Linked DNA regions of Homo sapiens: regions 1, 2 and 3 are each linked to region 4. The links are chromatin contacts, found by Hi-C or POLR2A ChIA-PET in ENCODE. All regions are on one chromosome and are shown on one strand. The core of a region is the stretch at or near the end of the contact, and the rest is flanking DNA. Distances in the headings are between cores, read along the strand shown.

The links. A loop is a pair of places that touch in the nucleus more often than their neighbours do. ChIA-PET counts read pairs that join two places held with the same protein, here RNA polymerase II (POLR2A). Pooled maps may share reads with other maps.
Region 1: a loop to region 4 is called in a pooled map, with 9 times the contacts of the local background. The contact joins the promoter of PPP1R14B here to the promoter of NAA40 in region 4. A Hi-C loop is called at or near these places in 5 of 37 single-sample maps with no recorded cell type and 11 of 50 pooled maps. POLR2A ChIA-PET finds 5 or more read pairs at or near these places in 3 of 52 experiments (H1, OCI-LY7 and activated T-cell).
Region 2: a loop to region 4 is called in a pooled map, with 7 times the contacts of the local background. The contact joins the promoter of PLAAT4 here to the promoter of NAA40 in region 4. A Hi-C loop is called at or near these places in 5 of 50 pooled maps.
Region 3: a loop to region 4 is called in a map of ovary, with 4 times the contacts of the local background. The contact joins the promoter of PLAAT5 here to the promoter of NAA40 in region 4. A Hi-C loop is called at or near these places in 1 of 168 maps with a recorded cell type or tissue (ovary) and 5 of 50 pooled maps. POLR2A ChIA-PET finds 5 or more read pairs at or near these places in 1 of 52 experiments (HCT116).

The regions. Positions count from the first base shown.
Region 1 is chr11:64,243,670-64,248,964 of GRCh38, reverse strand. PPP1R14B (protein phosphatase 1 regulatory inhibitor subunit 14B) reads left to right here and starts at 2,022. Exons shown (of 4, transcript NM_138689.3): 1 at 2,022-2,549; 2 at 3,678-3,761; 3 at 4,003-4,035; 4 at 4,143-4,486. The coding sequence starts at 2,292. The coding sequence ends at 4,211. It overlaps PPP1R14B-AS1 (PPP1R14B antisense RNA 1), which reads right to left and starts at 3,099. Exons shown (of 2, transcript NR_135087.1): 1 at 2,876-3,099; 2 at 751-1,012. It overlaps FKBP2 (FKBP prolyl isomerase 2), which reads right to left. Exons shown (of 6, transcript NM_004470.4): 5 at 5,089-5,124; 6 at 4,833-4,997. The coding sequence ends at 4,936. It overlaps LOC114841035, which reads right to left. Exons shown (of 6, transcript NM_001370414.1): 5 at 5,089-5,124; 6 at 4,833-4,997. RefSeq lists enhancers at 1-584, 5,257-5,295 and silencers at 1,309-1,448, 2,169-2,348.
Region 2 is chr11:63,534,766-63,540,240 of GRCh38, reverse strand. It overlaps PLAAT4 (phospholipase A and acyltransferase 4), which reads right to left and starts at 3,433. Exons shown (of 4, transcript NM_004585.5): 1 at 3,364-3,433; 2 at 617-725. The coding sequence starts at 3,372. RefSeq lists enhancers at 3,485-3,534, 5,192-5,281.
Region 3 is chr11:63,487,418-63,492,753 of GRCh38, reverse strand. It overlaps PLAAT5 (phospholipase A and acyltransferase 5), which reads left to right and starts at 1,587. Exons shown (of 6, transcript NM_001146729.2): 1 at 1,587-1,867; 2 at 2,421-2,511; 3 at 3,778-3,883. The coding sequence starts at 1,720. It also overlaps the pseudogene LOC124902822.
Region 4 is chr11:63,937,410-63,943,186 of GRCh38, reverse strand. It overlaps NAA40 (N-alpha-acetyltransferase 40, NatD catalytic subunit), which reads right to left and starts at 4,185. Exons shown (of 8, transcript NM_024771.4): 1 at 4,085-4,185. The coding sequence starts at 4,090. RefSeq lists silencers at 4,079-4,264, 4,194-4,273, 4,534-4,583 and enhancers at 4,304-4,443, 4,682-5,182.

The DNA of each region.
Region 1 (5,295 bases), core at 773-3,272, 310 kb before region 4:
ATCTGTGTGCACCCTCAAGGTACAAACAATGCTTGGGTTCAGAGGGAGCTGGCCTGGCCTGGTGGGGTGTGGTGGGGAATTTGGACTGGGGTAAAGTGATCCTCCTATCAGGCCAGGCTTAGGGCAGGAGGCCAGGCCACGGATAGGGCTCCCGGTGGAGAGGGTGGATCCTACCTAATCCGCAAGAGCGAGGGTCAGCCCTTCCTCGGCACCCAGACTGGCTGAAGGGAGGCTGAGGCCGGAGGAGGGGCACGGGAAGGGGAGGGGTCAGCTCACTCTACCCTTCCCTGAACTGAGCCCTGTGAGCCCATTGCCTTCACAATGCCCAGCCTCTGTCTTCTCTTGGTCTCTTCTCTCTGACTATAGGGCAAAGGAGGAGCCCAACATCCTGGGTTGGAGTTTGGATGCAGCCCCAGCTGTGTGACCCCGGGGCCAATCCCAATCCATCTCTGAACCCCACCCGCTGCAGAGGGCTTCCCCCCACAACATCCAAAGAGTGTCTTTGAGGGGCTGGAGCAGAAACATTGCCTCTCAGATCCAAGACCCTGTTTGGGGTGGCACAAGGTGAGCCTGCCTTCCACAGAAACATCCCCCGGGAGCTGCGCAGCCTTATTGGGTGGTGTCTACAGGGTAGTGAGGAGGTTGAGTAGAGACTTCGTGTCAGGGGGTTTGAGCCACACAGCCTGGGTTCAAAGTCTCGTCTCCCGTTTTATCTAGCAGTGCGACTTAATTAACCTCTGTGGTGTAGTAATTGAACTTTCCACGAATTTTCCTATTTAATCTTTGTTACAGCCTTCTGAGGAAATGCAGGCACAGAGGAAGACATTCATTCTTTCAAAATCATTTGTTCAACCAATGCAGCGGCCTACTACGAGTGTGACATAGTTCTAGGTGCTGGAGTTCAGCGGGAGCCAGGTAATTTGCCTAATAGCAGTGGATTTGAAGACTGTTCAAGCCTGGTAGCACCAGCAGACCAGGTCGGCGCAGGCCTCAGCCCCGTGGCACTCACAATCTAGAAGTGGGAGACAGACAATACACGAATGAATGAGACCATTTAAAGATGCAGAAAATAAAATAGAGGGAGGGAATGGGATGCGCCGTCGGCTTATTGGAGGTGGGCCAGGGCTATGTGAAGGACCGAGGAGCCGCAGGGCGGGGGTGCAGGAGCCCCGGCACGGCGCCCTCTCTGCGGAGCCGACTGGGCGGCGGTCCCGACGCACGCTCCTAGGGTCAGCCGCAATTACCGCCTTTATTATTATAAGTCGCGGCCCCCGCACTGCCCAGCTCTTTGCGCCTTAGTTTCCCCCTCTGTGCGCACTCGGGTCGCGAGGCGCAGAGGACGCCCCAAACAACTTTGCGCTTCCCGGCCTGGCCGCAGGGCGGGGGAGGGGCGGCGCCGGGAGCGGACTCCGTTTCCCACAAGCCCGAGCCTCGCGCCATCTTGCCGGTGGGCGGTGGCTGCCCGGGGTTGGCCGTTTGGGCCGGCCGGGTGCCACCGCTCACCCCCAGCCCCGGCTTCTTCCGCTGGGGGCGTGGGACCTGCTACTCGGAGAGTCTAGGGACCCGGACAGCTCCTGCCCGCCTTCTCCACTCTTCCTTTCCCAGGAGCCCAGTCCACGTGTCGGTCCGTGCGGAGGAGCCCGTTCGCTCCTCGCTGGCCGAGGGCTGGAGGACCTGGACATCGGGGACCGCAGCGTCTCCTCACCAGACTCCCTGTCTGCACACGATGTCCACTCCCCTGCATTCTCAGATAGCCCCTATTCTCAGATGGCCTCAATGAGGACAGAATGAGGAAGGGTCCAATGAAGACTAGGGTCCTGGCGTGAGCGCAAATCGTCGTCCTGAGCGCTTAGAACGCCTGGGTTTGGGACTGGAAGGTTGCGTTTGGGGAGTACGGACAGCTAGGCCACCCCCTGCCGAATAGACCCTCCCCTACCCCTGCCCGGGGGCGGAGTAGGGGAGAGGGGCCTGTAGAGGGGCTGGCCCTTTAAGGGGGTGTGGTCGGGGGGCGGAGGAAGAGCGAGACAGAGAAAGCGCTTCGGCGGCTGCAGCTCGGGCGGCGGCCGCGGGGGACAAAGGGCGGGCGGATCGGCGGGGAGGGGGCGGGGCGCGGCCAGGCCAAGCCCGGGGGCTCCGCATGCTGCAGCTGCCCCCGGGCGCCCCCGCCGCCGCCCTCGCCGCGGAGCCGCGCGGAGCGGAGCCGGCGAGCTAACCCGAGCCAGCCGGCGGGCGTCCCGGAGGCGGTGGCGCAGGGAGGGGCCCGACGCTCGCACGTGGCCCCGGCGGCCGCCATGGCGGACAGCGGCACCGCGGGGGGCGCGGCGTTGGCGGCCCCGGCCCCCGGGCCGGGCAGTGGCGGCCCAGGACCACGCGTCTACTTTCAGAGCCCCCCCGGGGCCGCAGGAGAGGGCCCGGGCGGGGCGGACGATGAGGGCCCAGTGAGGCGCCAAGGGAAGGTCACCGTCAAGTATGACCGCAAGGAGCTACGGAAGCGCCTCAACCTAGAGGAGTGGATCCTGGAGCAGCTCACGCGCCTCTACGACTGCCAGGTGTGTTCCCACCCCGCGCCGACACCCCAAAATCGGTCTCGCGCCGGTCCGCCTGGCAGCTCCACTGTGAGCTCGCCTGTCACTGGAGTCAAAGGGCGCTTTGCTTCCCCGCGCGCTCCCCTCCCCTCTGCACTCCCGCCCCCAATATATACTCTTTCTTGCCTGACCTAAGTCACTTCTGCCTTCTCCGTTGCCTCGGACCCTGCCCCCCATCATGCCACTCCCCAGGTCAAGCCTAGTGTCCTCCAGACGCCTCAAGGGGTAGCCTGAGCCTTGGGCAAGAGGCAAGGGGGCTATCCTGGGCTGGCAGCGGCAGGAGGTCTCACCGCCTGGTGCCCGCTGGGTTAGACTGTGGTTACAAGGTGCTGGTCTGGTAGGACGGCTGCGGCTGGGCTGTTCTGTGGGCTAGCCTGGAGCTCCATCTTGGCGTGCGTGCAGGCTAGCCCGCTTTCTGGGCTCTGCTTCTCCACCCCCATGACTCCCTGGTTGTTCAGACGGTGACTCAGGCCCCGGGGGGCAGGGTGGAGGAGTGGGTTTGCCCGGTGCTGCCTGCCTACCCTAGCCCAGCCCTGGAATGCAGCTGACTACAAACAGGATAGGGGCTTCCTGGGGAGGGTGTGGCAGGGTGGTGGGCATCCCCTCCCTCACCAAAGCATGGGCTCTTTGTTTCCTCTTTGCCAGGCCTGGGTCCTTCCCAGTGACCCCTCAGCCTTCACTTCCTCCTCACTCCCGGGGAGCTGTGACAGGTGTTTGGGGGAGGGGAGGGGGGTATGATAAGCTGGGACAGCTGCACCCACCGGTGCTCTGGTGAGATGGGGGGCCCGGATGTTGGGGAGACACATCTGCTGGGTTCCCAGCCCAAGGTCCCCAACCCTGGCTGTCTGGCCTTGTCTGTCACCCCCCGTGCCCACTGGCAGGGACAGGAAGCTCCCCCCCCCACCCCGCTTTGGGCAGTTTGCCTTGGCACGGGCCTGATCTGTTTTCCTCCCCAGAGCAGCTGCTGTTCTGTCTGCTGGGCAGAGGGCTGGGTTCCTCCGAGGTAGGCAGGGGCCTCAACCCAGAGCCCCTCTCACACCCTCTCTCCAACTCAGGCTTATGTCTCTCCCTCCTCCCCCACCCCCACCCCAGGAAGAGGAGATCCCAGAACTGGAGATTGACGTGGATGAGCTCCTGGACATGGAGAGTGACGATGCCCGGGCTGCCAGGGTCAAGGTGAGGGGGCTGGGGGGCGATGGGTTGCCTGAGGCACTGCCCCGGGAAAGTGAGGCTGTGGAGCCAGGCCCTCAAGCCCCAGCTCCTGCCTCAACAGAATGGGGCCAATGCCTAGCTGTGAGGTTGTTGTGGCATCTCCTGTGCCTCAGGGTGGCCCCAGTCTCTTGGAAGTGGGTATAGGCGAGCTCCAGGCCCCCACTCCTGAGGACTCACTTATCCTTCCTCCCCCATCCTCTGCTAGGAGCTGCTGGTTGACTGTTACAAACCCACAGAGGTAAGAGATTTCCTGGGGGGCTGGCGGGGGTGGCAGGGTGAGGGGAGCCCGGCTCCTGTCATCTTGGGGTCTGGTCTCCTTAATGTTTACCCTCCCACCCCATCCAGGCCTTCATTTCTGGCCTGCTGGACAAGATCCGGGGCATGCAGAAGCTGAGCACACCCCAGAAGAAGTGACGGTCCCCGACCCAGGAGAACGGTGGCTCCCACAGGACAATCGCTGCCCCCCAACCTCGTAGCAACAGCAATACCGGGGGACCCTGCGGCCAGGCCTGGTGCCATGAGCAGGGCTCCTCGTGCCCCTGGCCCAGGGGTCTCTTCCCCTGCCCCCTCAGTTTTCCACTTTTGGGGTTTTTTATTGTTATTAAACTGATGGGACTTTTTGTGTTTTTATATTGACTCTGCGGCGCGGGCCCTTTAATAAAGCTAGGATACGCCTTTGGTGCAGCTAACAGGCTCGGCTGGTCTCTTTTAGGGGGGCACACTGCTCTTTGACTTCTGCCAGCTCAGCTTCTCCCCAGGTGACCACAGGCCTTCCTAAGGGCCACGTAGCCATGACGATAGCCCAGTGCTGGCTCCCAGACCAGGAGTTGAAAGTGGCTGGGGAGCTGTGGGGGTGGGGGGAGCAGTATTGCTGTTGGCAGGCAGGAACACTCCTTTCTCTCTGGGCAAGGGCCACCATGTCATTGAGCCTAGACCCCCAAGGCTCCACAGTCGGGAAAGGAGAAGGTGGTGGGGTATGCTGGAGCTGAGGTCTCTGAGTCTCTCAGGGCCCACAAACACACACAGGCTTACTCCTTGGGCTTTTAAGTGTTTTTTTGTTTGTTTTTGTTTTTTGTTTTTTTTTTGGAACAGTCTGGTCCCTGATGGGGGCCTCTCCCCCTGCCCCTCCCCAGTCTGGTTACAGCTCAGTTCGTCGCTCTATTTTGAGCAGCTCCACCTCGAACACCAGGGTTGCACCACCTGTAGGGGAGAAGGGGAGTCAAAATGCCAACCAGGGCCACAGGGAGGTGGGCTGGCTGCAGGTGATGGGAGGTATCAAAAGGTTTACTACCTGGAATCTTTGGGGGAGCTCCCCGCTCTCCATACCCTGTTGAAGATGCACAAAGAAACAGTCAGTGATGGCCAAGCTCCCTTCCAGTGTGGGCAAAGGGAGAGTGTTCCGCCCCTCTCAGCAAGAAGGCCAGAAATGGAGAAGGGTAATGGAGATGGGAAGGGGGTGCCAAAGGCCTGGCAAGGGCAGAGTGGGGCCACTACAGCT
Region 2 (5,475 bases), core at 2,184-4,683, 400 kb after region 4:
AAACCTGGCTGGTTTAAGTCGTATGAGATTCTGCATGCCAAGGTAACTGACTTTGAGCTGGAGAGATCCCAATGCTGAAGCAGCCCAGCTTCGCTGCGGGAGGCAACGGTCTCTTCTTCCGTTCTGCCAGGACCTATGGAATGCACTGTGTCTACTTCATGGGACATATGTGTGTGCAATCTCATCAAGCATCCTCTAAGAAGAATGTGTCTCCTAACTCAAGTTTCCCTTGCTTAACTGTCTTTCAGTGGCTCTCATTGACTTATTTTTTTATTTTTTGAGATCAAGTTTTGCTCTTGTTGCCCAGGCTAGAGTGCAATGGCACGATCTCGGCTCACTGCAACCTCTGCCTCCGGGGATCAAGTGATTCTCCTGCCTCAGCCTCCTGAGTAGCTGGGATTACAGGTGTGTGCCACCACACCTGGCTAATTTTGTATTTTTAGTAGAGATGGGGTTTCTCCATGTTGGTCAGTCTGGTCTTGAACTCCTGACCTCAGGTAATCTGCCCACCTCGGCCTCTCAAAGTGCTGGGATTACAGGCATGAGCCACCGTGCCCGGCCCTCTCATTATCCTTTTAACAAATATTTTGAAAATTATATATTCATCAGTCCTTACTTGGAGGAGCCAGATGGATCACGTAGCCATCTCCTATATACAGGGCCCAGTGCTCATAGCCAAGGCGGAAAATCTCAATCAGGTCTCCAGGTTTGGGCTCTTGGTGTGGCTGCAACAGAAAAGCCAGAGATGGAGTACCCGGCCTTCTAGGCAACAGCAGAGACCCTGGCTGGGGGAGCTGCAGCTCATCCTGGAGACGCCTTGCTGATGTTCATCAGCTGCTAGCCCCATGAGATCCTCAGCCCTGCTGTCACTTTCAGAGGCTCTTCTCAGTGGGGGCACTGGGGGCTGGAAGCCTGGAGAATGATCTTGTGGGATGGGAGACAGAAGGACCGTCTGGGCGCATGTGTGACATGTGTGTGCTGTGTGTGTGCATGCTGAGGATGCAGATGTGTGTGCATGTGTGCATTGTACACATGCTCCTCAGTAGGCCGACTCAAGAGCCTGCATGAACCAGCACCTTCACTGAGGCCAGGAGCAAGGCTGGGAAGGTGAGTCTTGAGCTCTCCGCCCTCTGCAGACTGACCCTCAGTTCCTCATCACTCCTGCCCTGTGCCTCTCCATGGCCCCAAGAGCCACCTCCTCCTCAGACCTTGCCCCATCCAGCCTCAGGACACCTATCTCTTGGAGATGACACCCTGGGAGACAGGAGCTCACAGCATCCTGCTGGGACCTGAGTGGGGTCTTGTGGGGCCCCCCAGCTCCCAGCACTGAGGGGGCTCTGCACTCACAGAACAGGCCTCTGTGGGAACTTGTCCTACAATAACTGCACCATCTCCACAGCCCCAGGGGAAGGCATGATCATCCCATTGCACAGATGGGGAAACTGAGGATCAGAGAGGTGGCAGGGCTTTCCTGAGAACACTCAGCTGGAAGGAGGCCGAGCTGGTTCTTCCCTGCACACCCCTCACCCTGGTTCCTGTCTTGGCCACCTTCTTCCCCTTCCTCACCTCCTTCCCACTTCTCCATGTCCTGCCCCAGGGCATAGCAGCCTCATGACTGGAGGATTTTTCCATTTTCACCCTCTCTGTCCCTGTCCTCAGTGGGTGACAGCCTCCTCCTCCCTCATCCCAGGATGTCCCATCATAGACCTGGGGTCTGCTCTCCTTTGCCCTCTTCCTCATGCCAATATCCAGTCACTAAAACCAATCAATGTGGACTCCGGAAGCTTCTCCTTGTTGGTGTGCTTGTCAATATCCCATCCACTGACTTGGTTCAGGCAGCCCCATGCCTGCCTCTGTGACCCCCACAACCCCCTGACCAGCCCCTGCCTCCTGTCCCTGCCACTCCATATCCAACTCCTCAGAACCCATGGTGGCCTTCCCAAGGGCACATCTGGCCATGACCGTCCTCTGACCTCAGGGCCCAGGACACACCCTGTGGGCAGCTCCCAGGCCCTTCCTGACTGGCCCTTCCTCACCCTCCTCTCCCTCCCTGGGCTCTGCACCCACAGGCCCACTGAGTGACATCCCAGCCCCTCACTACTGCCCTGGCTCTGGTCTCTGCTGCTCTGCACATCTGGTTCTCCCTGCCTCCATCACTTCCCTGCAGCCACTCTTCCTCTTCCCCTCCCTCAAACCCCCTCACCTGAGAAGCTGCCCTGATGGCCCCAGCCTGGCTCAGCTGACCCGCCACCCCACTCCTAGGACCTGGGTCCCCGGGGGCCTCTGCTGCTCTCTGCAGGGGTCAAGTTGAGCTGCAATTCCCTGTGCCTCCCTGTGCCCCTCTGGGCTGTGAGCTCCAGGCAGGCAGGATCCTGTGTGCTCCTCCCTCCCTGCACCTCCAGGACCCAGTGAAGGGCCTGGCGTAGAATGGGGCAAGGAAATAGACAAGGAAGAGGGAGGAGAAAGGAGCAGGGCCAGGACTCCCTCCCAGCTCCTCCTCTGTATGTCAGGGCACCACAGGAGATGGTTTCCATGTGGGGAGAGAGAGGGGCTTTTAACTGCAATGCTGAATGTCTAAAACCACAGTCAAGGTACTGGCAACCTCAGCTGGTGGCCAGTGAGATATGAGCTTTGGCCTGGGCTCCCTGTTAAAAGCCCTGATTTGTTTTGGCAGCAGTAAAGCCCTTCCCCAGGATCAGGTGGTGCTGTTGGAGTGGGCTGCCCTCCAGAATTTGCAGGACTCCTTCCCGGAATGGTTTTGTTTCTAGTAATAGCCTGAGCCCCGCTGTTCCTTTTTAGTCACACACCACCGAGCTCAGCCTGCTCTCCCTAGAGCTTCTGCCAATCGGTACATCTGGGCTGATAGGAGGAGAAATTTCAGTTTTCAGAAAGCTGCTGAGATTAGAATGCACCTTAGAAGGCTGGATGATGCCACAGAGGAACGAGGAGAGAGAAAGCATCGTTTGGGGCCGAGAAGGGACTGAGCCCCAGTCACAGCAGAAGCAGACGATGTTGGGATTTGCTTGCTTCCCACAACCCAGAGTCCCCCACCTGCCCACACTCTGGCTTCTCCTCAGGCTGAGGTAGATTTGACACCCGGCACCCCACAGCTCTCTACTACATGGGAGTCCCGGGCTCCCCGCACTGTGCCAGTTACGCAGAGGAGGTGGACTCTGCCCAGAGGACTCCCTGTCCAGCTGGGCAGATGCACTTTTAAAAGACAAATACAGTTTTCCATGACAGCCTTCTAAAGACGAGCTCTGGAGCTGTGTGCCCAAGGCCAGGAGCCTGGACTGAGGCCTTTCCTAGGGGGAGCTGCCCAACTGCTGTAGAGTCAGTAATGCAAAGCCCTGGGAAACTTACCGAAGCCATCTCGAAGCCAAGAGGAGGTCTGGTGCTCCTCTTGTTTGTGGATCAGCTTTTATGCTGAAGGAGAGAATTTCACTTTCACTTTCCTTTTGACACTGTTTCAACCTCACTTAAATACTAAACACTGTTTAAAAGAGACAACTGTTTAAAAAGGAGCTATTTCTCTAGATGGAAGGACTAATCATTTCTTACACAAGCCATGGACTCATTGGTGCTTTAAAGCCACCTTGGGAGCAGCCAGAGTCGAAGGGGAGCCCTGAATTTCTGCCCTTGCTTGAGAAATAAAGGTCTTTTCTTTTTTTTTCTTTTTTGTTTGTTTGTTTGTTTGTTTGTTTGTTTTTTTGAGACAGAGTTTCGCTCTTGTCACCCAGACTGGAGTGCAATGGTGCGATCTCGGCTCATTGCAACCTCTGCCTCCCGGGTTCAAGTGATTCTCCTGCCTCAGCCTCCCAGGTAGCTGGGATTACAGGCACCTGCTGCCATGCCTGGCTCATTTTTCCATATTTAGTAGAGACGGGGTTTCACCATGTTGGCCAGGATGGTCTCGATCTCTTGACCTTGTGATCTGCCTCCCCGTCGGTCTCCCAAAATGCTGGGATTACAGGTGTGAGCCACCGCACCTGGCCAAAATAAAGGTCTCTTCTAAAAAGAACCCTGGGCAGCTCTTCCTACTCCAGGAAGGGGAGGCATTCGGAGGCAGGGAGATGTCAATCCCCAGTGCACCCCATAGGACATTGTCTTGTAAAGACACCCAGAAAATATTGGGCCAGAAGTCTTGGGAGAAGGCCAGAGGGGGTGTTTCATTCCATGGGGATGCCCTGGAGGTGAGGGGTACCTTAGACCATGTGGAGCCTGGGAGCTCATGGCCCCATTAAAATGCATTTGGGTGCAAGAAGCAGAACTAAACTCAAAAGGGCTTCAACAGCCTGGACACCCATTGTCTCGGTAACAGAAAGGCAGGAAGAGGGTGACTCAGGTTGGGTTTAGTGGCTCACCAAGGTCACCAAGGACTCAGCAGGCTGTCTCCATTGCACTGGTCCTGGGTCTGCACTGTTGCCCTGCAGGGACTCCCATGGCTGTAGCAGCCTTGAGTGGCCCATTTTTACCTGGCTATGCCCAAAAGATGGAGGGAAAGATAATTCTCATTTGTCTTTTTTTCAGGGAGTTAAGTCTTTCCCACAGTTCCCCAGATGACCTGTTCCCTTCTCCATTGGCCAGAACTGGGCCATATTTTCACACCCAACCAGAGGCCTAGACAGGTGGATCACTTGAGCCCACGAGTTCAAGACCAGCCTGGCCAACATGGCGAGACCCCGTCTCTGCTAAAAATACAGAAAAAAAAATTAGCCGGGCATGGTGGCATGTGCCTGTACTCTCAGCTACTTGGGAGGCGGAGATGGGAGGATCGCCTGAACCCAGAAGTCAGGCTGCAGTCAGCTGAGATTGCTCCACTGCAGTCTAGCCTGGGCAACTGGAGTGAAACCATGTCTCAAAGCAAAACAAAACAAAAAACCCCCATTTCTGTTGTTTAGGTTAGCATGCCTCTGGGTTTCACTCAAAACACTGTTGAACGATGTTGCTGTGTTTGGGCAGAGCTTCCAGGGACCGCTGTGGATATCATGAGGAAGCCTCAGAGCTTTCTCGGGCAGAGCTTCTACAGGTGTCTTGCCGTGGTCAGTTTCTTTGCTGTTTTTATGGCCCTCTGCAGGAGTGTCCATGGTCATTATCTCAGCCACCTTTTGGTTTCAGTTTCTCATCAGGTCTTGGGGGTGTCTGGCCACAGCAGATGTTATCTTATTACCTCAGTCCTTTATACCTATGTTTATCATTTTGAGGGTTCAGCAGTTTCACTGTGGGCTGAGTCACTTGTCGTAAGTGACTCCATTTTGAAATATTTAGGATCACAAAACTCTTTAAGGGGGCCCCCACAAGAGTCTGCATTCAACAATCCCAGAGTCTGGGTTTTTGCCTTGTGGCATAATAAAAATTTTTATTTTTAAATAAATTTATGCCTTGTAGCATAATAAAAGTTTATTTATGCCTTATGTGGCATGATAAAAAAATATATTTTTGGTCTTTGACCCCAGTTCCAGACACAGAGGTCCT
Region 3 (5,336 bases), core at 338-2,837, 450 kb after region 4:
CTTAGTCCATTTGGGCTGCTATAACAAAATACCATACGCTGGGTGGCTTATAAACAACAACAATTTATTTCTCACAGTTCTGGAGGCTGGGAAGTCCAAGATCAAGGCACCAGCAGATTCCTGTCTTGTGAGGGACTGGTCTCAGCAACTGCTGTGTTCTCACATGGTGGAAGTGGCTAGGTAGCTCTGCAGGACCTCCTTTATAAGGGCTCTTATGAATCCCACTCATGACCAAAGGGCCCATCTCCTGATACCATCACTTTGGGGGTTAGAATTCTAGCACATGAATTTTATGGAGTCACAAACACCCAGACCATAGCACCATTTTTATAAAGTTTCAGAGAAGCAAAACAAAGTGATGTATTAGGGATACAAAGAAGCGATTTAAAAAACTATTTTAAAAAGTGAGGGTATGACAGACACAAAGGTCAGGATAGACGTTGGGCGTGCAGAGGGAGAAGGGATAAGGAAGGAATCCATAGGTGGGGAGCATCTGTACTAGGAATGTTCCATTTCTTACGTAGGATGGTTTTGTCATGGGTAGTAATTACATTATGTTTCCTAACTGTGTGCGAGAGAGAAGGAAAGAGAAAATCAGTTGGGGAAGACTCAATGCAGAAGCGGCCTGCCTGAAAAGTCACAGCAACAGGCAAAAATAAAACAACCTGGTAAAAAACTCAGGCTCCACCTGCACACAGATAAGCAGACAGGGTCCAGCACAGAAGCCTTTTGTTCTTTGTATAATTAGGGAGCTCCCAGGAAAGTTTTCTCCCCTTTTCAGGCATATACATGGTGGGAACTTTCACAGGGAGGAGGGGGGCTTACCTAAAACAAACCCACAGTTATGCAAACAAAAAAGGCGGTGCTTTGTGCTTGCATAGATACATAACCACAGCTGCGTAAGACAGCTTTACTGATAAGAGAAGTTACTCAAACTACTACAGAGATAAGAGATTTTCTTGCAAAAGCTTTTGAATTCAGCTGTAACAGGGCAATCCACTTGCATACTCAGCTCACTGTGGAGAGCTTTCTTCTTTCGCTTATTAAACTTTCGCTCCCACCTCACCTTATGTCCCGTTCCTTAATTTTCTTGGAGTAGGACAAAGAATCCCGGGTATCAGTCCAGACAAGGAGAAACTGCTACATTAAGGTACATTGGCAAGACTGCAACATGTGTATTCCATGTACTTTTTCATAAGTTATCTATTACGTAAGTGTAGATTTCATTTTCTATATATTTTTAAAAATAAAACAACTCTGAATTGTTCAAGATTTTAACCCCTGATTGTGCCTCCCAAGGCTTCCTAATCTGGTCTCCATTTACCCCTCCAAGTCACGCCTCTGTTCCAAACCGTTCAGCTTCTCCAGCCACTTTAGGCACCACCTCTGAGCCTTTGCTGTTTCCATGACCTTCCCCAAAACGAATAACCTCCTTCGCCCCTCTCCGCCTAAAAGACCCACAGATTCCCGGGCCTCTAAGCGCCCCGTTTCGTCCCATTCTGTTCTCGGACGCGCTCACTGCGCCCGCGCCACTGTCGCCACCCCGCGCGCCTCTGCCGTTTGCAGCCCGCGGCGCTTTCCCCTCCGCGGTTCCTCCCCGAGCCGCCCCCAGTGCCCAAGCTTCCGCGGCTCCGCCGACCAGGGGCCGCGCCGACTGGGAACTCGCCAGGGGCGTAGTCCCCTGCAAGGCCTGGGGGCCGGCGAGGCCGCAGAGGCGGGATGGGCCTGAGCCCGGGCGCCGAGGGGGAGTACGCGCTCCGCCTCCCTAGGATTCCCCCACCCCTCCCCAAACCCGCCTCGCGAACCGCCAGTACCGGGCCCAAGGACCAGCCGCCTGCGCTCAGACGTTCAGCTGTGCCCCACTCAGGTCAGCCCCAAGAATGCGGCTGAAGGACAATCCGCAATTGTCCTTCAGGTCCCAGCGGGCGGTTACCCTCAAAGCTCCTTTTCTTAAGACATTTGGCGATTGTGTTGTCTGTTAGCCATCATGAGCGAGTATTTCAGAACGACCGCTTGTTATAAAGCTAATCAAAGCGAGCCAGGCAGCCACTCCCTCCTTCCCGCTATATCTCATATGGAAGTGAGGCAGTGGTGGCAGCTCCGGAGGGTGGTGTTAAGACCGGCTCTGGCTCGGCAGAGGTTCCTCCCATCGGGCTTAGGATAGAGGCGAGGCGCCCTTCTTCATCCTCTCCCCGATTCCGTTCCCAGGAATCCCAAAGTCTCTCTTTGGCAGAGGAACTGAACCCGCTCCAGCACCTAGTTCCACAACCCTCTCCATTCATCCCAAGATTTTCTGAGGCCTAACCAGGGGCCAGGCACGATGCTAGACTAGAGCTCTGAGCCCACTCTCCGTAGCGGTCAAGGTGCTTGCTCGAACTCTCCTTTCACAGGTCTAAATAGCATTTCCCCCCTTGAATTAGAAGAATCCGTGGGATTCGCAGCGTTGGTCCAGCTCCCAGCCAAGCAGCCTCCGCCGGGCACATTAGAACAGGGCAGAAGCATCCAGCAAGGGTAAGAAGATTGTAAGGTTGGGGTCTTTGGGTGGAAGAAATCTTTTGGAGAATTGACTTGGAATGCAGTTCTGTAAAACAAACCCAGAGGTGGTTTTTGTGTGAACCAGCCAGCCGGTACCCAGCAAGGGGAAGGCTGGTGTGATCCTGGGTGATAACAGATGGTACTGGGCTTGGGACCTGCTGGCCACAGGCATGCGTTGCAGCTGTTTCTAGCCACAAGGCCATTCTCTAGACCCCAGAGAAATGAATGGCTTTAGCAGGAGGCTTACAGTATTGTCCTTGGTCTCACTAATCAGTGAACAATGAGTCGGCCTTTGGCAGATTTCCTGAATTCACTTTCATTAACAACATGATGATTGCTGCTTTAAAAAATTCCGAGGGGCTGAAATTTTGGAGAGGAGCTCTACTGAAAATGAGGGGTGTCCCCTCTGCCCCACACACTATTTTTTTCTGGAGAAGAGTTTAAAGCATGGGAAAAGGTAAAGAAAAAGTCATTTCTGAGTTGGTGGTATACCAGATGTTTACATGTGCTGTGTCCTTTCACCTTCTTGACCACTGTGAGACACATTTTCATCTCTATTTTTAAAGATAATCAAGCTGAGAGTCAGACATTAATTTACTAGCTCAAGGTGGGACAGCAATCATGAAAGCTAGGATTCAAACCTAGATCTTTTGGCTTCGAAGTATTTTACTCTACTATACTACCTTAATTTAATATGCTTGAAAGCATATTCTTGCCTTTCATTTCTGTCCTCTCCTGTAACATTTTGTTTCAAGGGAGAAATATACTGATTTCATTCATATTACTTGCAGTTGCAGTGTTGTGGCTTATCAAGCTTTCTTAGAAATCTGGGGCTAATTATTGGAAGAAAGAGTTCAAGGGGTTTGCCTCTGGGCAGTAGGGCTGGGATGAAAAGGGAAAGGAGGAAGGCTCCTTGCATTTCATTATAAATTCTTATGTACTGGAAACCATGTGCAAGTATCACTTTGATAAACATTAAAAAGACATTATTAGCAAATTAAAAAATAAAAACCCCCAAAACTGCTTCTTGCTATCATTAGCATTTGAACAATTGTCAGAAAACCAGCAAACAGCAATTCTTTTGTATGAAAGCTAATGGGTTCACAGAAACAAACGGGGGGAAATGTTCCCTACAGTCTCCAAACCAAAAGCCATCTTAAAAATCACAAATCTGTAATACAGATTTTCCAATAATTATGAAATAGTGATATTTGTTAACTTTGTGATTGCAAAATCATTTAGGGAGAAGGCTGTAGTTAGCTTGGAGACCACACCCAGCCAGAAAGCAGACTGGAGTTCAATTCCAAAGCCTGAGAATGAAGGCAAGTTAATAAAGCAAGCAGCTGAGGTAGGTGTAACAAGAATTCTCAAAGTGACTATCTTTAACCTCCTGGCAACTTCTCTACATATTGTATTTTACTTTGTTTCTAGGGGTGTCCAATCTTTAGGCTTCCCTGGGCCACACTGGAAGAAGAAACGTCTTGGGCCACACATAAAATACACTAACACTGACGATAGCTGTTGAGCTTAAAAAAAAAAAAAACCCACAAAAAAGTCTCATAATGTTTTAATAAAGTTTACAAATTTGTGTTGGGCCACATTCAAAGCTGTCCTGGGCTGTATGTGGCCTGTGGGCTGCGGGTTGGACAAACTTGGTTTAGATGGTCTAATAAATATCCTGATTTGGGATGTTGGTTATGCTTTGTTTTAAAGCAGTTTTATTGAGGTGTAATTGACATATAGTAAACTCCACATATCTAAAATATACAATTTGATAAATTTGGCATATATATATGCCAGTGAAGTGTATAGTTTGATACATTTTGACATCTATATATATATCCTGTCAAATCTTCACCACAATCAAGATAATGAATAATCTCTGTCATTTACAAAAGTTTCTTTGTGCCTTTTGTAATCCCTCTCTCTTCCCATACCACTCCCATCCCCAGGCAACAACTGATATGCTTTTTGTCACCATAGATGTGTTCACATTTTTAGAGATTTATATGAAATCATATTGTATGTGCACTTCTTTGTCTGTCTCCTTCATATAACTATATATATTTTTTTCGAGATGGAGTCTCGCTCTGTCGCCCAGGCTGGAGTGCAGTGGCGTGATCTTGGCTCACTGCAAGCTCTGCCTCTTGGGCTCACGCCATTCTCCTGCCTCAGCCTCCCGAGTAGCTGGGACTAGAGGCACCTGCCACCATGCCCGGCTAATTTTTTGTATTTTTGGTAGAGACGGGGTTTCACTGTGTTAGCCAGGATGGTCTCGATCTCCCGACCTCATGATCCTCCCGCCTCGGCTTCCCAAAGTGTTGGGATTACAGGCATGAGCCACTGCAGCCAGCCCATATAACTATTTTGACTGACATCCATGTTGTTGCTTTTTATCAACAGTTCATTCCTTTTTATTACTGAGCAGTATTTCATTGTATGGATATACCACTCTTGTTTATGTGTTCACCTGTTGATTGAGCATTTGAGTTGTTACTAGTTTTTGACTATCACAAATCTGCTTGAACATTTATGTACGAGTCTTTGTGCAGACTGTATATTTTTTCCTCTTGGGTGAATATGTAGGAATGAAATGGCTAGGTCATGTGGTAGATGTATATTTAATTTACTGTTTTCCTTAACATTTTTTTTTTCTTTTTTGGGGCTTTCCAAGCCTGCCAGACAAATTCTAAAAGAGCTCTAACCTTAACTTACTGTTTTCCACAGTGGTTGTATCATTTTACATTCCTACCAGCAGTTTATAAGAGTTCCAGTTCATCAGCATTTGGCATGGTCAAAAT
Region 4 (5,777 bases), core at 2,936-5,435:
ATGACTTATGAAAGCAACTCCATCTCCATGAAGATGGGGGTACAAATGTTGGCCTCTTGGAGCTGTAAGGGCAGGTTAGAAGCCAGCACACCTTCAGTGCAGGTACAAGCTCCCTTACTCCACCCTACATGCTTGTTCTCTTATACAGGGCTCAGGGATCAAAGGTGCTGGAGGGCAAGGGTAACGCCCAGAACCCAGAAAGCACTGAAGCCTGGGTTCCCTCCATCTCACTTCTAAGCATGAGCAGTAATTCCCAAGAACAAGCAGCAGGAGGGCCAGCCGGGCCTCTAGTAGATTTGTGGGCTCATTCATGTAGACCTGGCAATCCTCAGAGCAAGGCCTGGAGCTGCCATGGCCTGAGACCGCAATAACTCAAGAACCCCTTACGAGCTCCGCTGCCTGCCCATGGGGCAGAAGGCAGGGTGCAGCCAGCTGGGCCAGACAGGCAGGGAGGGGCCGCACTAGGAAAAGTGGTCTCCTACTGTTCCAATTAGCTTTGCCCCTGCCTTGTGGAAGTAAGGCTGTCCTACAGGGACACAGGAAAATGCTCCTAATTAAAATGGATAATAAGCACAGTGAACAGTAAAGCTCACTGTGGTTAAGTGTCTTTTCCAAGGGAGCTTTGTACAAAAAAAGAGAGTGCGGGATTTTGAATCAAAAGACCTGGATTTGATTCTCAGCTCTTTCACTTACTAGCTGCGTGACTTCAGGCAAGTTACTTAAGCTCTTTTCAGCAAGTTGCTCAAAATTTCTCTCTCAGTTTTCTTCTCCATAAAATGGGGCTCGCAATGTCTACACCAACAGTCGCAGGAGGGGACTTCTGTTTACAAAGACCTCCCTCAGATCTTCTGCCGGTGCTTTAATAAAGGTGATCTATTTTACTTTTCACAACCCAGCATGGTAGGTGTGACTACTTCTTTGATGAGAAACCTGAGGCACAGAGAGTTAAGGAACTTGCAGGGTCACAGAGGCGGTGAGGAGAGTTCTCAAAGCGGTCTCTTCCTCCCACTCCCTCCAACTCTCCCCATGAGGTGAGGGTAGATCCGCTTTATCTGGCTATGTTCACCCAGTGCTCACCAAACAGCAGATACTCAGTTCACATCTGCTGAATGAATCATCCAAGATCCAAATCCACGTTTGAACCCTAAAGTCATGCTCCTTCCACCATGTCACAATCACATGTATATGGCATTTTTTGTTATAAAGTGTTACATAAATGTTTCCATGTGCAGTGTAAAACTCTTCCCCTTACTATTCCCATTGAAAAAGTAACTCCACACACAGTTCTACGACTGGAAGGGGTCATAAAGACAAATTAAAAAAAACACACCCAGGCTGGGCGCGGTGGCTCATGCCTATAACCCCAGCACTTTGGGAGGCGGAGGTGGGTGGATTACCTGAGGTCAGGAGTTCAAGACCAGCCTAGCCAACATGGTGAAACCCCGTCTCTACTAAAAACAGAAAAAAGTAGCCAGGCATGATGGTTAATACCTGTAATTCCAGCTACTCGGGAGGCTGAGGCAGGAGAATCACTTGAGCCTGGGAGGCAGAGATTGCAGTGAGCTGAGATTGTGCCACTGCACTCCAGCCTGGGCAAAAAGAGCACAACTCTGTCTAAAAAAAAAAGGAAAAGAAAAGAAAAGAAACATCCAGATGGGAGGAGGAGCCACTTTTCAGAAAAAGAATTTGGCATCTCTTAGATTTTCAGTATCAATGTCTCTACCCCATATACTATCCAATATCCAAAAAGAATCTGTTTTTGGTGAAGCAAGAGAAATATAAATTCTAACTCCTGAAAGATGACACAAATGTGGCAACTAGGACACGTGTGTGGCAACTGAAGAGAAAGCGCTCCATCTGAAGCCTCACTCAGCCTGAGGCCAGGCTCTGCCACAGGGTAACTACAAGGAATGATGACTTCCCCAGCACCCACAGTTGTGGAATGAGGGTGATGAGACGGTTCCAGCTGTTTCAGGGAGGAGAATTCAAGTCTCTCTTACTGTCAATTTTAGGCCAGAAGAGACTTTGTAGGGTCTCATGTGAGAAACACATCTGTAAAGTATAAGATTGAGGCCCTAAAGGAAGCAAGGATCGCAGAATCTCTGGGGCATATTTCTTTTTTCCTTCACCCTGTCTTATGGTGTTGAGGGCCTGCTATTTCAGTCCAACCAACGAGGAAGTGTTGAACTAGAACGGCATGTTACACTTCTTGTTTTCTGCTTAATCCGCAGTGGCTGCTTCTGGTTAGACAGTTACTAAGGGACACAGGTTTCATTTAGTTTCAACAATGGCTGTGTCTAGGACCTTTCACCAAAATTTAGGTTAAATATGCCTAAGGTCTCTAGACTTGGTTTTCTACATATGAAGTACGTAATACCCAAAACTATTTGTTAAAACACGATGACTGTTTTGACACGGATTAGACAACTATTTTTGTCTAATAAGTTGATTTGTTCAGTCGATAAATAGTGGAGTGACGGGAAAAAAAAAAACTAGGTTAACAACAGTAGGGACAAACCCAATGGGTTAAAAATAGCACAAATCCATTTTAGATCAGTAAAGTTAAGGCTGAGGATACAGACAAAAATAACAGCCACTACTTAGGAGACACCTCCTTAGCAATCTACATCCATTATCTCACTTAATCTTCACTACTACCCTAAGGGGGAGGTATTAGCATCCCAATTACAGAGGTGAGGAAATTCAAACACATAAAGGCCAACTCACTGGCACACTATTATACCACCAGCAGCGAAGACGGGGCTGGAAGTGAGGTACCTCGGGCTCCAAAGTCAGGGTTCCCTTAAGGTGATGGAAATTCCATGTAAATACTAATATAGGCCTGTGTGGTGGCTCACGCCTGTAATCCCAGCACTTTGGGAGGCCTAGGCGGGTGAATCACGAGGTCAGGAGTTCGAGACCAGCCTGGCCAACGTGGTGAAACCCTGTCTCTACTAAAAATACAAAAATGAGCCGGGCATAGTAGCGGGCGCCTGTAATCCCAGCTGCTGGGGAGGCTGAGGCAGGAGAACCGCTTGAACCCAGAAGAAGGAGGATGCAGTGAGCCGAGATCGCGCCATTGCACTCCAGCTTCGGCGACAAGAGCAAAACTCCATATCAAAAAAAAAAAAAAAAAAAAAAAAAAAGAATACAGCCAATACTAGGAAAAGCGTTATCTTTTTAGGAGGGTGACTGATACTGCTGTAATTGAGACTTAGTAAGGTGAACGCACAGAAACTTGCAAATAACTTCTGCCCTACCCTATATCCCGGGAAAGTAAACTAAAATGCACCTCCAGGCTGCCGGCACGGAACAAGTGGTCAATATCCATCCGCGGCTGGGCCGCCGCCCCCGCCTCCCCGCATCTTCCCCGCACACCTGCACAGCCCTCCCCTTGCAAAAAACACCTGCACTACCAAAACCCCTAACAACCCAAGCGGTCGTAAGAACCATTTCATTGCAACCAGGAGGCGTCGAAGGCAGGAGTCTATGGGAAAGGAAGGCTGTGTTTATCAGGAGCAGCAGGAACCTGGTGGAGAGGTTTCGAAAGAGTGTAGGGGAACCGGCTTCGCTGAGACTCGAGTAACGGGAAGGGCAGTGGACTGGGATTCGGGAGGCCCAAGGTGGGGTCTGACGCCCCCGACAATATGACCTTGGCTAGGCGCCTTCTTTCCTCTGGGCCTCAATTCCCTCCAAGCCAGGGTTGACCTCGGATGTGAAAAGCGACGAAGCTGGTGACAGCCAGGTGATGAGTGACCCTGGGGGAGCGGGAAGCTAACCCCAGGGTCCCCGCGGGGGACGGTGGTGGGGAGGCCAGTAACGGGTCCGCGAAGCAGGAAGGGGCGGGCGTGACGCTGGGGGCGCCGAGGGGGTGGGGCCCCGGACCAGGGGCTCTCCAGAGGATTCCCGGGCTAGGCCTAGCGTAGGGACCCTTAGAATGGGGGAGTCGGGTCATGTGGGGGTCAGGGGTCACGTGAGGCTGGAGGGGGTCGGGGTCACGTGAGAGGGGGGTTTAAGAACAAAGGGGGCGAGGGTAGCGAGGAGCGCCCCTGGACCTCCCATCTCCTCTCTCTGCCTCACTCACCCCCATAGCGGCGGCGACAACGCTCAGCTTCTTCTTCACACACTTGCCGGCAGGGAGGCGGCAACGGCGGTGGCTGCAACAGCGGCGGCAGCAGAGCGGACGGCCCTGCAACGCGCATGCGCCTCGCAGCTTCCCCCCCCCCCCCCGCCCAACCGCGCGCCCTCGTACCGCGCCGGCGCAGAACCGGCGCAGGGCAGCGGTGAGCCGGCGCGCAGGTGGAGCGCCCGCTAGGCTGGCCGAGGGTCTCCGACCAGGAGGAGGCGGGAGCGCGGAGGAGCGTCGCGCCGGGAATGACGTGCGGCCAGAGCCCGCCCCCTCGCAGGGCTGCGTCTGTAACTATGGCAACGGCGGCGCCAGGCCTGGCTGCTCACCCAGGCCGTGAGTCGCGCGCCGCTGGGGGCCGGGTGGTTGGCAGCACCTCCCCTGCGGCCAGCGACTCCTTGGCCCCGCGCGTAGCAGCCGGCGGCACAGCCACCTTCCCAGGCGGCCAATCGCGTCTCGACCTCTAAAGTACCTGCCCCTCCAGAGCCCTAGCGCGCGTAGCGGAAGTCTTTGGAAACTTTCCCACCTTCCAGATCTTGACTCTTGAAATTCCTTTTCTAACCAGAGTCCTGTTACTCATTCATTCGTCTTCTAACCATTCATTCCCCCTCATTCATTCACGTTCTCAATAAAAATTAACTCGCATCTACGCGGTGCTGAGCCCAGGGGGCACAGAGAGGAGCGAGGTGCCATCTCAGCGCCACACCTCAGGGTTTAGAGGGGAGACGGGCACGTAAGCACTGTTTAGGAGAGAGTGGACAGTGCTGTTAGCGTGAACACCAGGCATCCCGGAAAGTTTTAATTTCAACCCATCCCCAGCACACCGGAGTGACCCGCACGTGACCCGAATCCAAACCGCCGGGGGCGCTTCCGCAGTGTGCACACCTCTGCCAACCTCCCCCAGAATCTCCAGGGGTGGAGCCAGAGTCTTCACTTCCTAGTGCTCCCCAGGTAGGGAGCGAAAATTAGTGAAATGCTTCAAGACGAAAATTAGTGAAATGCTGCCCAACACTTAAGCTTCATGGACTTTTTCAGGTTTTGCTCATTATTCCATCTTTTTGTTTTTTTAAGAGACAGGGTCTCGCGGTCGCCCAGGCTGGAGTGCAGTGGTGCAATCACAGCTCACTGCAGCCTCGACCTCCTGGGCTCAAGCGATCCTCCCGCCTCAGCCTCCTGAGTAGCTGGGACTACAGGTGTGCACTACCATACGCAGCTCAATTTTTATTTATTTTTTGTTGAGATGGGGTCTCACTGTGTTACACAGACTGGTCCCAAACTCCTGGGCCCAAGCGATCCTCCCACTTTGGCCTCCCAAAGTGCTAGGATTACAGGCGTCAGCCACTGTGCTTAGCCTCATTATTCCAACTTTAGTGCTCAGTACAGTGGTGGCCTCAACAACATTTATCCAGTGCCTACTGTATGCTAGGCACTGTTCCAAGCAGCAAGGAAAACAACAATAAGAAACAGAATAGGCACCACCCTTGTATCCTAGAAGGAGGAGACCGATAATAGATGAAATAAATAGGTAATATACATAGTTAGTTAAATGATACAGGCTCGGCCGGGCGCGGTGGCTCACGCCTGTAATCCCAGCACTTTGGGAGGTAGAGGCGGGCGGATCACGAGGTCAGGAGATCGAGACCATCCTGGC